Linked DNA regions of Homo sapiens: region 1 is linked to region 2. A link is a loop called in an ENCODE intact Hi-C map of the cell type or tissue named here. Cell type or tissue: endothelial cell of umbilical vein. All regions are shown on one strand. Each heading gives the region's core, and the rest is flanking DNA. Links, peaks and the distances in the headings are about the cores only.

Evidence for each region. A loop is a pair of places that touch in the nucleus more often than their neighbours do. Peaks named below come from ENCODE experiments on the same cell type or tissue, not always from the same donor. Only the 100,000 strongest peaks of a DNase experiment are listed, where the experiment ranks them.
Region 1: it touches region 2 in a loop (6-fold over the local background); 1 of 110 quality-filtered maps calls a loop at or near these places.

Annotation. Positions count from the first base shown.
Region 1 is chr10:31,000,616-31,008,075 of GRCh38, reverse strand. The region is part of intron 1 of ZNF438 (zinc finger protein 438); the gene reads left to right. Among named protein-coding and RNA genes, the nearest start is that of ZNF438, 28 kb to the left of the region's middle. In endothelial cell of umbilical vein, for the core only: no CTCF peak of the experiment used is centred there; a DNase peak (open chromatin) is centred at 3,055; H3K27ac peaks cover 4,000 bases.
Region 2 is chr10:30,855,018-30,863,178 of GRCh38, reverse strand. All of the region lies in intron 5 of ZNF438 (zinc finger protein 438), which reads left to right. Among named protein-coding and RNA genes, the nearest start is that of LINC02644, 140 kb to the right of the region's middle. In endothelial cell of umbilical vein, for the core only: no CTCF peak of the experiment used is centred there; DNase peaks (open chromatin) are centred at 4,478 and 5,148; H3K27ac peaks cover 3,239 bases.

The sequences.
Region 1 (7,460 bases), core at 1,001-5,000, 150 kb before region 2:
TGTTGAAACATAAAATGAAAACTGCTTTGTCTACTGTTTATATTTAATAGGATTTTCTGAATCAGTTAATTAGCAATAAGTGAATGTGTCATTAAGAAATTAGATTTTAGAATCGTAAAGTTTTAGAGCTGGCAGAAACTTCAGAAGTCATCTAGTCCCCCCTCATTTTGCTTTATGAGAGAGCTGAGTCCTACAGAGACAAAGTAAGATGTCTTATGTCATGGCATTGAGTAAATTCTAGAACTGAGTCAGTGTTCTTTCTGCTGACTATTTGGTTTCAGTGCTATTAAGTGTGTTCTACTATTAATAGAACTAACACTCTTAATAGCTATTTAAATGCTTCCTATATACTAGGCACTCTCTGTTAGGTACTTTATATATGTTATCTTGGTTAATCTACACAAAGCTTATGAAGACAGTTCATTTTACCTGTGTATTAGTTTTGTATTGCTGCTGTAAAATAAAATGAAACAAACAAACAAAAAACAAAAGATCTGGCCGGGCGCGGTGGCTAACGCCTGTAATCCCAGCACTTTGGGAGGCCAAGGCGGGCAGATCACGAGGTCAGGAGATGGAGACCAGCCTGACCAACATGATGAAACCCTGTCTCAACTAAAAATACAAAAATTAGCAGGGCATGGTGGCGTGCACCTGTAATCCCAGCTACTCAGGAGGCTGAGACAGGAGAATCGCTTGAACCTGGAAGGTGGAGGTTGCAGTGAGCTGAGATCACGCCACTGCACTTCAGCCAGGGCAACAGTGTGAGACTCTGTCTCCAAAAAAAAAAAAAAAAAAAAAACACCAAAAAAACCTTTGTGACTTAAAACAACACAAATTTCTTATCTTACATTCTGGAAGTCAGGAGCCCAAAATGGACCTGACATCCTGTTAGCAGGGCTTCCCTTCTCCCTGAAGGCTTAGGGGAGGTCAATTTTCTTGTCTTTTCCAGCTTCTGGAGGCTGCCTGCATTCCTTCACTTTTAGTCTCTTTGCATCTTCAGAGACAGCAGTGGCTGGGCAAATCTTTCTCACAGTGCCATTTTTCTGGTTTTAATTCTTTTGTCCCTGCTTTCCCCTTTAAGAACCCTTGTGATTACTTTGGGCCCATCTGGATAATGCAGATACTCTCCTTATTTTAAGGCCCACTGATTACCAGCCTTAATTCTGTGTGCAACCTTCATTCCGCCTTACCAAATGAGTGGAAAAAACACACTCAAAATGGTTTTTTTTTTTCTATTAGCCAACAGCAATCAACACAGAAGACTTTTGTAATCACACGTGTGGGAGTTCCCCCCCCCGCCCCCCGCCAACCACACCAAGACATTTTGCAGCAGACACCACTCGGGTTGCCTTCAATTCAATGCTGACACCACCTGGAGAGAGTGTCAGATCCCATATCTTCAGGCCTCAGTCTCACAGCAAGTCTCAGGAGGCTCTACCTGTGCTTCTGACCAACCTGCTATAAATTGGGGTTCCCACAACCACCTCTTTGGGTTCATTTAATTTACTAGAGGGCTCACAGAACTTAGGAAAACACATCTACTGGTTTATTATAAAGGGTATTACAAAGGATGCAGATAGAGAGGTGCACAGGGCCAGGCATGTGGAAGGGGCAAGGAACTCCCTTGCCCTCCCTGGGTGTACCACCATTTGCGAACCTCCATGTGTTCAGCTATTTGAAAGCTCTCCAAACCCTGCCCTTTTGGGTTTCTATTTAAGCTTCATTGGGTAGGCATGATTGATTGAATCATTGGCTGTTGGTGATCAACTTAACTTTCAGACCCTTTCCCCTTCCTAGAGCTTGGAGGGTGTCACTGAACGTCCCAACCCTCTAATCAAGCTTTGGTCTTTCTAGTGTCCAGCCTCCATCCTGAAGCTACCCAGGGACTGCCAGCCATCAGTCACTCATTAGCATACAAAAGACATCACTTTGGAGATTCTAAGGATTTTAGCAGTTGTGTGCCAGGAAATGAGGATGTAGACCAGATATATATTTCACAATATCATACCATGTAATATAGGGTAGACAGAGATTCCAGGGAATAAGGGATGGACATCCTTTGAGGGAGGCAATATTCTGTGTACCACAATCTGTTAATAAGCTGAAGAGATTTAGGCTCAGAGAGATTAAGTAAGTTGTCCAAGGTCACAACATAATAAATGAAAGAGCTGATATTTTAACCCAGATCTGTTATTTATCATATATGCATATCTTTCACAATAACATGATCTTTCCCACAAATACCATTTGATCCTACTTAGGAAAAGTAAATAGGATGATGAGCATTGTTCAAATAGTAAATACCTATTTTTTTATTGTATATATTTAACGTATATGATGTTTTGATGTATACACACAGTGAAGTGGATACTACAGTCAAGCAAATTAACATCAGTCATCTCACATAGTTACTCTTTTTAGTGGCAGGAAAATCTCTTTTAGCAAAAATCTCAAATACAGTACAGTATTAACCATAGTCCTCATGTCATACATTAGACATCGAGACCCCTTTATCCTGCGTATCTGCAGCTTTGTATCCTTTGACCTACATCTTCACATTTTCTCCCCCGTCCACCCCTGTTTACCATCATTTTGTTCTCTAAGTATTCAACTTTCTTTTTCTTTTCTTTTTTTAAGATTCCACATATAAGTGAAATCATGCATTTTCTGTGTCTTGCCTATTTCACTCTGCATAATGTCTTCCACATTCATCCATGTGGTAGCAAATGGCAGGATCTCCTTTTTAAAGCTGAATAATATTCCATTTACGTACGTGCATGTACATATATATATACACACACACATATGTACACACACATAACTCACAGTTCATTCATCTGTTGACAGACACTTTGGTTGTTTCAATATCTTGGCTATTATTGTTTCTAAATCTTGGCTCATGCTACAGTGAACATGGGAGTGCAAGTATCTTTATGAGATGGTGATTTCATTTCCTTTGGATATCTACCCACTGGAGGAATTGCTGAGTCATATGGTAGTTGTATTTTTAATTTCCTTAGGAACCTCTGTATGGTTTTTCACAGTGGCCGCACTGATCTGCATTCCCACCAACAGTGTATGAGGTTTCTCTTTTTCACACCATCACCAACACTTGTTATCTCTGGTAACTTATTAAAGTAATAATCACATTTGCTTAATAATATCAAGAAATAGGCTATGTTATTATGAAACAGTTAAAAGCATATAGGAAGTTTATTTATTGATGTGGGAAAAGTATTTATGACTCATCATGACTTCCAGCCCCCTCCCCCACATTTCTACTTATCACTTCCTTTCTGTTACCAGTTCCTTCCTTATCCAGCCTAGATGCTTTGATTCAAATTATTTTCCGGCAAATTCTTTCAATTCCTTTGTACCTCTTTGGTCTCTCCAATCTCAGAACTGGATGAGCTCAACTACCTGCCAGTTTTTTCACTTTAATGATACGCTCAGCAGCCTTAAAATTGTCCAGCAGTCTTCCGACGTGTCTATTATCTCACTCCCTCACTCCTCACAGCATACTGCCTTCATTCTTCTCAAACCTTTTAACCCCCTATCAGTGTTATTTGATGTCTTAGCAGTTTTCCATGCAGTTGACCACAATTGACCATTGCTTCCTTTTGGAAACACTTGTCTCTTGGCCTTTGAGACAAACCCTTCCCTGGTTTTCCTTCTCCCATTCTAGTTGACCATTTTCTGTCTTCTGTGTTACCTGACATCTAAAAGAGGAAAGGTTTAGTTCTCTTGTTTTTCATCTTGTACTTTTGGTTAAATATAATCTTTTTGTGTAAGTCTTATTATCTCTAGCCCAGAGTTTGTCATCTTCAGCACTATTGACATTTTGGGCTGGAAAATTTTTTCAGTGTCAGGGGATGTCTTGTGGATTGTAGGATGCTTAGCAGCATCTCTGGCCTCTATGCTCTAACTGCCAATAGAGTTCCCTCTACCCTTATTGTGACAATCAAAATGTCTCCAGATATTGCCAGATGTCTCCTGGGTGCATAAAATCACCCCCCATTGAGAAGTACTTATGTAGCCTGAAGTTCTCTTCTGAGGATCTGGGGATAACACCTTTCTGACATCTCCACTTGAATGTCTCCTAGGCATTGCAAATTTAATGTGACCAAAATGGACTCTTGTTTTTTCTTCCATATATGCTCTCCCCCCAGATTTTCAGATTTTAGATTATTTATGATCTTGCATTGGAGGTACCAATAAAAGCCATTGGAGGCTTTTATTTGGAGTAAACTAGGGAGCCACCAGAGAGTTTTGGGCCAAGAAATGACATGATCTCACGTAGATCAGCTCTTTCTTGAGCATAGACTATGACTTGGAAGACTGAAAGCAGGAAGACCAGTTAAGAGGCTACTGTGGTAATCACAGTGAAAAATGGTAGTAGCTTGTATAAGGATGGTAGTAGGGCATATGATAAGGAGTGGCATCTTTAGTTTAGTGCTTAAACACAAATAGCCCTGAGAAGAATGCACTTGTACCTTCATGAGGTTAGTATCAGAGTATGCTTTGTTTTTCAGATGTTTTCTAAGAACTTGCAGGGAACAGGTTTTGGTGGGTCAGAATGAGAAGACAGTAGCCAAGTTCCTGGGTTCCTCCAAGCCAGAACTTCCTGGGATGTTACTTGAAGGGATTCAGGCCAGAACAGGGTTTTAAAACAAGGGACCCAACGGGAAGAGTAAGCAAGACATCCAATACTACCTGTTCTACCTCACAATCTTACTTAGGGCTGGTCCTCCCACGGTAAAACATGTACTGGGTGGCAGGGTAGATAGAACAATTGGAAGTCAGGAGTGTTTCCTTCATTAAATATAGGAAGCACATCATCTTGGGCTGGAAGGCCCTTAGCTGAAGTGAGGTGGCTATCGGCATTTGGGATGGGACAGGTTTTTGTTGTACAAGATTGCCCTACACATCTCAAGACTTGCAATAGTGTGCTCTCTCATTGTGACATCTAAAAAATGCCTCCCCACATTTCCAGACTCCCCATGGGAGTCAGACGTGTTCACCTGTATACCACTGGACTGAGCCCCCTTTGCTAATTTGAAAACTGCCTTCTGTAATAGGAAGTTAGTCAAAAGGCTATACATTCCAGGCCCTTAAAGAAAACCTGCATTACTTGTTTGGGGACTTAGAAGGTATCTACTAGTACTTTAAATTAGCATCTATGTTTATTGCTGATACATCCCATAAATGTTTTCTGTCCATGTTATGTACCTTAATATACTACTTTGTAATTCTTTTGTAGGGGTCATAGCCATTTCAGGGCCATCTCTAAAGACACTGCAAAGGACACATGCTCTAGCTGCTCTCTTCTCCGTATTGTTATATAAGGGAACCTGAATTAAAATGAATTAAGAGTTTGGATGAAAGGGCATTCCCTAGCCATCTTAGCAAAGGGAGTGGGAGTAGGATTGGAAGAGGGAGGATAATGGCCTGTATGTGAATGTTTATGCACATCATGTTTTTTAAATCAGGTCTAGCTAGTATCAAGAGCTAAATATTTTTTAATCGTATTTTTGAAAAGTAGTAGAAAATAGAACAATATTCAGATTTGTGAAGGATTGATGACTCAGTATTAGAGGGAAAACTCACCAAGGAAAAGATCTAATAGTTTTGAACATATAAAATGTAAGGTTTATTTACAATGAAAAAAATCACACAACACACTGGAGGAAATGCTTGTATCAAATGTGACTAAGGGTGAATATCTATAATATCTGAAGAGGAAGTTCTCTCGAACTTAATGAAGAAGTTTTAATACATAAGTAAACAAAGTATTTTAGCAGTTAATGATTAATAAAAAGGTGGGATTATGTTTACCGTCACTGGTAATCAAAGAAATGCCTTTTAAGTTAACCTTGAGTTATCTCTTCTATTCTTTCGAAAATACTGAAAATTAAAATAACTGACAATTCTGGAGAGGCTTTAAGGAAATGGACCCATTCAGTCTTATGTGTTTCTTGTGCTACTCCCAGCCACTGCCTTTCCCTGAACATGCTGTGCCATTTTAAATTCTTACGTCTCATCTTTATGAGTCCTTCCCCTCTTCTTTCTGTTGACTTTCCATCTCTTGAGAGCAGCATTCAGATCCTGGGGGCATCCCTTCTTACTCAGCCCTGCCAATGAGCACTCTGATTTGCATTCGGCACTGTATTGCAGCCATGGGTGTATGAATCAGTCCCTACCACTTGGCTGGGGAGTTCTTGAGGTTGGGACTGGTCAGGCCCTGCATCAGGGTCTGGTATACAAGTAATTATTCAATAACTATTGAACTAAATTATTGGATTTTGGTGAATGTTTTAATGAACTACAATATGTTAGGGTGATGGAATAACATGATCACTAAAGTGCAATTATAAGTGTAACTTATGGCAAAATTTTGTAACCAAATACAGAATGATATGTTTAGTGTAATTTCAACTGCATTAGAAAGGTAATATGCAGAAAATGAATTTTTAAATATTTTAAAGTTATAGGTAACAAACTTTTATTTCTTTATTACAATCTTTATGATACAATATATAATTTTTAAAATCAGTTGGCACACTTGACCTCCCTCTCTTCTCATCAGAATTAACCTCTCTGTGTCCTGTCCAATTATCTGATTGAACTCTCAGGAAATAGGGTGGGCCTCCCCAGAATGTGGGCTTTTAAGGATAGCTGCATTTATGTGACTGAATTAGGTCCCCAAGCATTTTTTGAGCTTTTACTGTGCCTGGGTGCATATAACTTGAAAGATATGGTACTTAGTATTTTATAGTTTGTAAATACATTCACATTATCAGCGATGAGTTCTACAGCTTTTAATAATGTCAAATATAAATGGTAGTTGTTTTTTTAAAACATTTTTTGAGTATCTACCATCTGCCAATGACTGAAATACAGAATTCCTTTAAGGAAGTCCTTGTCTGACAGGAAAGACAGACATCCATGGGCCTTTCATACAGCAAGATGAGTGTTGTAATCGTGTTGTAATGAGTGCAATGGGTTGTAGAGTGAATGGAGAAGCAGTTATTTCTTAAGAGGGCTGGTGAGATGAGATGACTGTTCTCTGGTAAGATAACTCTCGAACAGGACTTTAGAAGATGGGCAAGATTTTTGCAAGATGGATAGGAGAAAAGGGGAAAAGCATGAACAGAAAGGTAGAAGTGTAGAAATACATGATGTCTTCAGAAGCCACTAAAAGATTTTGGAGAGGGATATGACATGATTAGGTTTGTATTTGGAAAGAAAATTGAGATCAGTGATTATAACAAGGAAACACAAGAAAAGTTTTTTTTTTTTTTGCATGCTTTTCTATGTGACAATTTTGTGAGCATCCCCAGATTTTAAATTGTAACATAGATAGGACAGGCTTTACATTATGCACAGTTCTGGCCAGCCAACCATATGCCCTCTCATAGCTGTACATCAGAGTGTCCCTTCTAAAAGTCTGGGTGAACAGT
Region 2 (8,161 bases), core at 2,074-6,073:
TAATTATCAGCATAACAGGGGAATACTTGACTTCTTAAAGATCCGTGGCTGTCCACCCTTGTGCATTTGTACTTACAAATCATGAACTATTTGACATAAAAGCTGAGGTATAGAAAAACGTGCAGCAAAAAAATGTTATAAATCACTGTGAGTTAAAGATAAATCAGCAGTGAAGATAAAGCATCTGTAAAACTCTACTATAAAACAGTGAAACAATTCATTTTTTAAAATGTAGTTTGCACATTCCTCAAAAATACCTCTTTTAGATAAAGTGAACTTACTTTTGAAATTATAGTATAAAAGCGATATCTTTGTAATTTTGGTTCCCTGCATTTTGAAACATTGTGATCTTTACCACTTTAGTTTCATAATCATAGTGTTTTGACCAAAGGCAAGAAACTTCCAGCCTTTTGCATGTGTCCTAGTTTAATTGTTCCAACTGACTTCACATTCTGATGTTGAAACCTTATCTTTCTGTTTATCCCACTGAGGAAAAGGTTTTCTTCACCAACTGTCATCTTGTTAGTCATCAAAGATACTTAACTGTTGCAACTGCTATTGAAAACTAAAAGTAGGCCGGGTGCAATGGCTTATGCTTGTAATTCCAACACTTAGGGAACTGAGGTAGGAGGACCTCTTGAGCCCAGGAGTTTGAGGCCAGCCTGGGAAACATGGTGAGACTTCAACTCTACAAAAAAATGTTTAAAAACTAGCCACACAGGGTGGTGTGCATGTGTTGTTCCAGCTACTTGGGAGGCTGAGGCAGGAGGATCACTTGAACCCAGGAGTTTGAGGCTGCGGGTGAGCTATGATCATACCATTGCCCTCCAGCCTGGGTGATAGAGCGAGTCCCTGTCTCAAAAGAAAAAGAAAATATAAAGAAAAAGGGCCCATTTTTAGTTTGTTGGTGGAAGATTTCTTGCCATGCCATATCTGTGCAGCTCACTAAACCTCTTTTGTGGATGTTTCCATGTTCACCAGCCCCATTGAGAAACAGCTGACTCGGCAAATGTCAGAATGTTCTGGAAGGACAGCGTGCACAGGTATTTGTGATGGTGATAGAAGGTCAAATGAAATGACCTGCTGCTTTTCACCATGTTGGAGTTCAGTTGTCAAGGTCCAAATTTCAACTGTAGGACTCAACTGAGTATTAACAATTTTAGTGATAATAACAACAAAAAGAATATTGAGAGAATGGGGTTAACAAAGCATTTCAGAAGTTTCCATTTGCCTGGCTTAGTGTCCTTGGAAGGTCATTAGCTCTTAGTTAACTTCTTATGCTCCTCGGTCATTCTTAGATTTGAGTAAAGATACTGGCTTGGATGTTTTGTAATAATGAATAAAATCTTTTGCGTGCTACAAATTATTTTTGCCAAAAAATAAACAACTTTATCTTTCTAAATGTATTAAAAACAAACATAATTTCATATGGCTTTCAACCATTTTTTATCAGAAGCATTCCAAATCAAAAACAATTCCTTCCAGAAATAACTAATAAAAGCTTCATAATTAGAATGAAGAAGAAATTCATTGAAATTGAGAATCATTAAAATATATTTTAAGTGGTAAAGCTTTTTAAATGTACTTTTCCCTTGGGACATTAACTATATGGCCCTGAAAGAATAATTAGTTACTTCAGTTTATCAACCACATTGTGTTATTTTTTTTAATTGCCACTAGTATTCTAGGTAATTGGCTTTTAAATTCTTTCACAAAGAATGCTTGTTTCCTCTTGCAGCATGATATAGCCAGCCCTCCACATCCTGTTCTGCATCTGTGGGTTCTGCATCCATGGATTCAACTAACCAGAGATTGAAAAAAAATTTCGAACTGCATCTATATTGAATATGTATAGACATTTTTTTCCTTGTCATCATTCCCTAAATAATACAGTAAAACAACTATTTACATAGTATTTACATTGCACTAGGTATTAAAAGCAGTCTAAAGGTGATTTGGGGTATACAGGAGGAGGTATGCATAGGTTATGTGCAAACACTGTGCCATTTTACATCAGGGTTTTGAGCATCTATGGATTTGCGTGTCTAAAGGAGGTCATTGTCCTGTGGAGGAACCAATCCCCCACAGATGGTAAGGGACAACTGTATTTATATATCTCATTTAGTCCATTTTAGGGGCTATAGTTCCTCTTTCAGTGCCTAACTTTTCTTTCTGTACTCAGGCTGTCTTAAAACTTATAATAATTTATTCGGCAAAATACTAAAGTCTGCAAGGCAAGTGTCCCTAACCCCACTCTGGGCCCCATCCCCCATCACAGGGCCACTGAGATCTGTACTTACCCCACTTTCTTGAACAACTACTAGGGTAGTTGCTTTCTTCCCTGCTAGGTTTAAGACCAACAGTTGGCCTCACTACTTACTAGGTATAAACAAAAGTGGGAAGGAGTGTCTCCATAAAGTAGCTCTTTAAAATGCATGTATGTTAACCCTATTCGCATTGAATTGTTAATCCAATTAGCACTTTATCAACTGGGATACAAAAATTTACAGAAGGGCAAGTGGGAGTGGGTTCTGGACAGGGAATCAAAGAGCCTGGCAAGACGGATTGGATTAGATGTTAGGAAAGATTGAGCTACCAGCGTGAGTGTCAAAAGAGAGGCACAAGATTTAAAATACAGTTTCATTATTTACAAGCATAGAGGCAAAGGAAAACTTCCTCTTCACCCCTCTGAAGGTTCACTGATAATGAGCTGACAGATCAGCAGATTAATTGGAGAAAAGGTATATACATTGAATCAGCTGTGTTACATGACACGAGAGCTTTCAGAATGCAGACCCAAAGATGGGAAACTGTCCGTTTTCATGCTGAGGTTCAACAAAACATGGATAGTTGTGGAGAAATATAATTGAACAAAAGGGATGTCATCTAATGCTAATAGAGTGAGTGAGGAAACCCAGCAAGGCTTGTCTGTTTTGGATTGCTATTGACCTCTCTGTGGAACATCCCTTCCTTCTGGGTATGAGGCAGGACCCTCTCTGGAATGCGGGTCCGATGACCTACAATCAAACAAGTAGGTCAGATCATTTCTTTATGGCCAAGGTTAGAGTAATAATTTCAGGTTTTATGGTTGGCTTTGGGGAAAAGTGGTTCTGGTTTCTATGACTCACCTTGGGGAAGAGGGATTCTAGATTCTATGGCTAATCTCGGGGGGAAAATGAAGGGCCAGGGACAGAAGGGCAGAGAGATTTTTGCTTCTGAGGTCTTCATTTTGGGAAGCTATCTTTTGAGGCCAGCACAAGTAATAGCCATTTCTTTTCTCTTTCCTTCATTTACGTTTCAAAATAGAAACACTACTTTAAGGATTCAGAACTACTTCCATATGCTGATCATTCAAGATTTGTGCCTTTTTTTTCCCAACAAAAATAAATGTCAACAACCTGATAGTCTCTAGCAAGAGAAAGTGGAAAACTAGTATATCTGCTGAGCATCTAACATGTAGCAGGAACTACTTGCACCATCATGGGTATTTTTCTCATTTAATCCTGACAGGGACCTTTGTAGGCAGATATTATTATGCCCATTTCATAGATCCTAACATTTAGGCACAGAGAGTGAAGTGCCAAAGCCACAGGTACATGACAGAGCCAGGAGTTGAAACCAAATCTGTCTAAACCCCAAAACACACAGTCTTTCTACTGAAGATCAGATGCTGGCCATAACCACACATAGTAGCTTACAGTCAGCATGCAGAGGTAGAAAGAGCCTTTGGAATAAAATGGGCTAGGATTTGAGTTCCAGCACTGTTACTTATGAGCTTAGAAATCCTTGTAAAACAGACTTGGCTGGGCACAGTGGCTCACGCCTGTAATCACAGCACTTTGGGAGGCTGAGGCAGGTGGATTGCTTAAGTCCAGGAGTTCAAGACCAGCCTGGAAATATGGCAAAACAATATATAAAAAAATACAAAAATTAGCCCAGCATGTTGGTGTGCGCCTGTAGTCCCAGCTACTTGGGAGGCTGACGTGGGAGGATCAGCTGAGCCTGGGGAGTTTGAAGCTGCAGTGAGCCGTGATTACACCACTGCAGTCCAGCCTGAGTGACAGAGTGAGACCCTGTCTCAAAAACAAACAGATACAACAGTGGTTCCTAATTCAGGTTTTTTGGGTATTAAGTGAGATAATGCATGTTATATATTTTGCACAGTACCTAACCCATAAAATCTGCTTATCATTGGGATAATATTAAAGAAACAGTATTGATAAAGAAGCTCAGCTCCTCAGAAAATGAGAATTTCCTTCCCTGCGAAGTGAGGTGATGGATGCACTGTTTGACAAGACAAATCTCAAAGGCCTGTGCTGAGTGGAAGTTGCCCTGCATGTCACTGGTGGTGTTAAGGAGGGAGAGGGGAGTTAGCTAAGAGCAATAATTGAGCAGAACACACAAGTATGTCAAGGAGAATGGACTAAACTAGATTCAGGATACAAGATCTCCAGTTAGGAATGTGCTTGTTTCCTTTGCATTGTCTCAAATTTCCTGAAACTTAGGTCTGAGACATGATGACTCTAGGAGGTCTCCATGCTGCAGATATGTGGACTAGAAATGCATTTGGCATCCTGAGTCCTTAGAAACAAAAGAACACTTGTGCCTATTGCCGGCACGTTTTACAGTGCATGCTCCATAGTCAGTGCTCAATAAATTCCTGTTGACTCTGACTGCTGCTGCAGACCCTGGACAGTAGCTTGGGGAGAGGGTAGGCAATGGCTAAAGGTGTTTATAGGTTTTTCAACAAAATTAAGTTGCACTCCCTTGTGTTATGAGACATTGCTTTTATCCCAGACCTCTCCAGGGTTTTACCATATTTATTTTAACTAGAGACCATCTTGGGAAACAGTTTGAACCCCAAGTGGAATTTATTATTTGAAAGCCAAGTGGCAGGGAAAACAGGGATAACAACGAATGAAATTGAAAATAGAGTATTTCAGTTTAATAAAATTAAAACCAGAACAACACCTAAAATTTTTGGCTCTTTAGTGACCAAGACTTGGCAGAACTTTCCTCGTGAGCCTGGATCCAGGGGGCCTGTTTCAAGAGCAGGGACACGCCTCTCTTTCTCTGCCTGCTCCCTTCTGCACTCTTAGCAGTAGGCCTGTGGGCCCCAGCAGATGGAATAATGGAACTTTGCCCAAACCAGCGACCAGAAGAGGTTGAACAACTTTATTCAGAAGCAACAGAGCAGGCTTTGGTTCTGCCAATGGACATCAGGAAGTGAGCTGTTTGTAGCTATCTAGAGAATTGCCTCATGTGCTTGTCTCTTAATACTATTTGTGGTAGCTGCATTGTGAAACAGTTTAATAAAGCTGGGTAAGACATTGGCACCTAGTGCTATTGAGCCCTCATTCTTTCCTCCACTGCCTTTAACATGTAAATGATATCCATCAGATCCAATCCTTTGATGGCAATGGAGGAGGAGGAGGACACACGTTGCACATTCTCCAAATATCCAACAGCCTTTCTGGATTTCTCAGAGTCCTATGGATAGTAAGTGGCAAATTCAAATATAAAAATATGCTTTTGCTTTCAAATGACTATTAATTTTCTGTGAGTTATCTCTAATAAGTGGGCTTTCAGAAAGTTAGTATAATTTAATGGTAATAGAAATTTTAGGCCAGATGGGGTGGCTCATACCTGTAATCCCAACACTTTGGGAGGCCAAGGCGGGTGGATCACTTTAGGTCAGGAGTTCAAGACCAGCCTGGCCAACATGGTGAAACCCCGCCTCTACTAAAAATAGAAAAATTAGCTGGGCATGGTGGCACATGCCTGTGATCCCAGCTACTCGGGAGGCTAAGGCAGGAGAATCACTTGAACCTGGGAGGTAGAGGTTGCAGTGAGCCAAGATCTCACCACTGCATTCCAGCCTGGGTGACAGCAAGACTGTGTCTCAAAAAAAAAAAAAAAAGAAATTTTAGAATATGACAAGCCATTTCTATTTCAAAATTTATTTTTTCTATTTAAAATTTAGATATGGTATTATATTTTGTGATAAATTCAGACAACTTTACATATAATCCCCCTGCCCTTTGAAGGAAAATGAAGAAAAAGGTCATTGCTTCAAATTGGAGTGGGACAGCTCTGGGTTATGTGGACTTTGGCAGATTATTTAACTTCCTCAAACCTCATTTTTCTTAATCTGTGTAAGGGGAACAGTAATACTTATTCGCAGAGTTTGGATGAAGATTTAATTAAAAGACCTAGCATTAATTCTAGACCATAATAAGGGCTCAACACTTCCTAGTTTCCCTTTAATCCCAGCTAGATCAATTTCTCACCAACTGTAAATGTCACTTTTCAAAATTGTTATTTTAGTATGCTTAACATATTAAAAACAGCCCATATTTAAGATCCTAATATTAAGTATTCCTGTTGAATAATTGTACACAATTAATTTTACTGAGCGACACTTTTATGTCTTCAGTTAATAAAAGTCCATGTTTAGTACCTGAGAGTCCTGTGAGTCTCTTTAACTGTGTTACGGGTAGTTGTGCAGGATTTCCAGAAATTATGAATGTCAGTGGAAATTTTTACTTCTCATTATTTAGTGCACAGTTCTGTAAGATCTGTAATTTAGTGGGTGCAGGTGAGAGTTTTTAGATCACACCATCTGTGAAAGGCCTTGTAAATGTGTAGTGGAATAAACCACTGTTGTATAACTATATTGCCAAGAAAGACTCTGCAGACATACTATCTTAGTATGTTAGAGTTTTTGAAAACTTAATGGCATTTTCAGCTTCTGTAAGGACTCCTGTTGTTCAGACTACTAAAAAACAAAACAAAACAAAACAAAAAAACACGAGTTATTCTAGCATAACTGGCCTTTATTGCAAATTGCCTTATTTTATCTTAAAGAGCAAATGTTTGGAGGAATAATTTGTACAACTCCACTTGTCCTTGGGAGGTAATGAGCTCTAATACTTCTCAGTGCTTAACTTTGGTGGATAGTTATGCACTGCCTGTCGGATTACTTACTAGATTACTTCCCTGATCGTTAGCAATTCTTGTCATTAAGTAGTCAAGGAAAATAAAAGACATGAGCCATTCTCTGTGTGTACATCTAGACAGTCATTTATGCATAGACACACACTCATCACAAATATCCCAAAAGATACTGCTTTTTAAAACTGATTCAACTAGGGAAACTTTCGTTTTCCTTTCATTCATTAAACAAATATGTCTAAGCACCTCCTGTGTGCCAGGCACAGAGCGTATTCGGTGGGAAGTTAGCACTTATCCCATTCCTGACTTCTTAGTTCCTCCAGGTCCCTCCACCCAACAAAGGCCACCATAATCCTGATTTCTTTTGTTTCATTTCAGAGATATTCTGCACATATAAAGGATATATTTGTGTGTGTATCTTCTCATTTTTGTTAATCCAAGTGATAGCATACTGTACATCTCCCATCTTGGAGAGTATTCCAGATCACCCTGATTCATTCTTTGTTTTTATTACTGCGTGGTATTACATTGTATGGTTGGATGATTATCTTATTAGCACCCTGTTGGTGGACACTTAAGTAATTACGAGGGTTTTTTCTCTTCTGTTTCTGTGGCCTTGCTGTCTTTCTCCTGCCTTGCATTTCTACTAACACATTGGTTTAGTTATTTATCCATAATGATTCTGAGAAATTGGATTCAACACCACCTTCATGGAGACCCTTAACCTTGTATGTACTTCCTGATAGATCCAGACAAGCATAAGTATGTTAAATGTACTCAACAAGACCTTATCTTTTCACCCCACAAACTCTTTGTGATTAGCTTGTGATATTGATCATGAACCACCTGATAAGACTTTCAACCCCAGCATCCACTTCTTTAAATCGCAGGGACCTTGAGGAGCACGGACTCAGTTTGGCAGACATCATACCAGTCGTCTGGGCCTCTGTCACTTCAGGTTGCCCACACTGCTCACACTGATCGGTGCTCTCGCAGCCAGGACAGAGCTCAGGAGTGTCCTGTTGTTCCCAGGCCACAGTGGCCTCCTTTTCCTTTGAATGCCCTTGCTCTTCCTATGTGATTTTATTTCCACTATAATGTGGAGACATTTGAAGATCCGTTGAAGCACATTTACTTCAAATATATCATAATTAGCTCACTCCCTTTTGGTATGGCTCTATGAAGTATATCTGGTTTCATTTCTGGA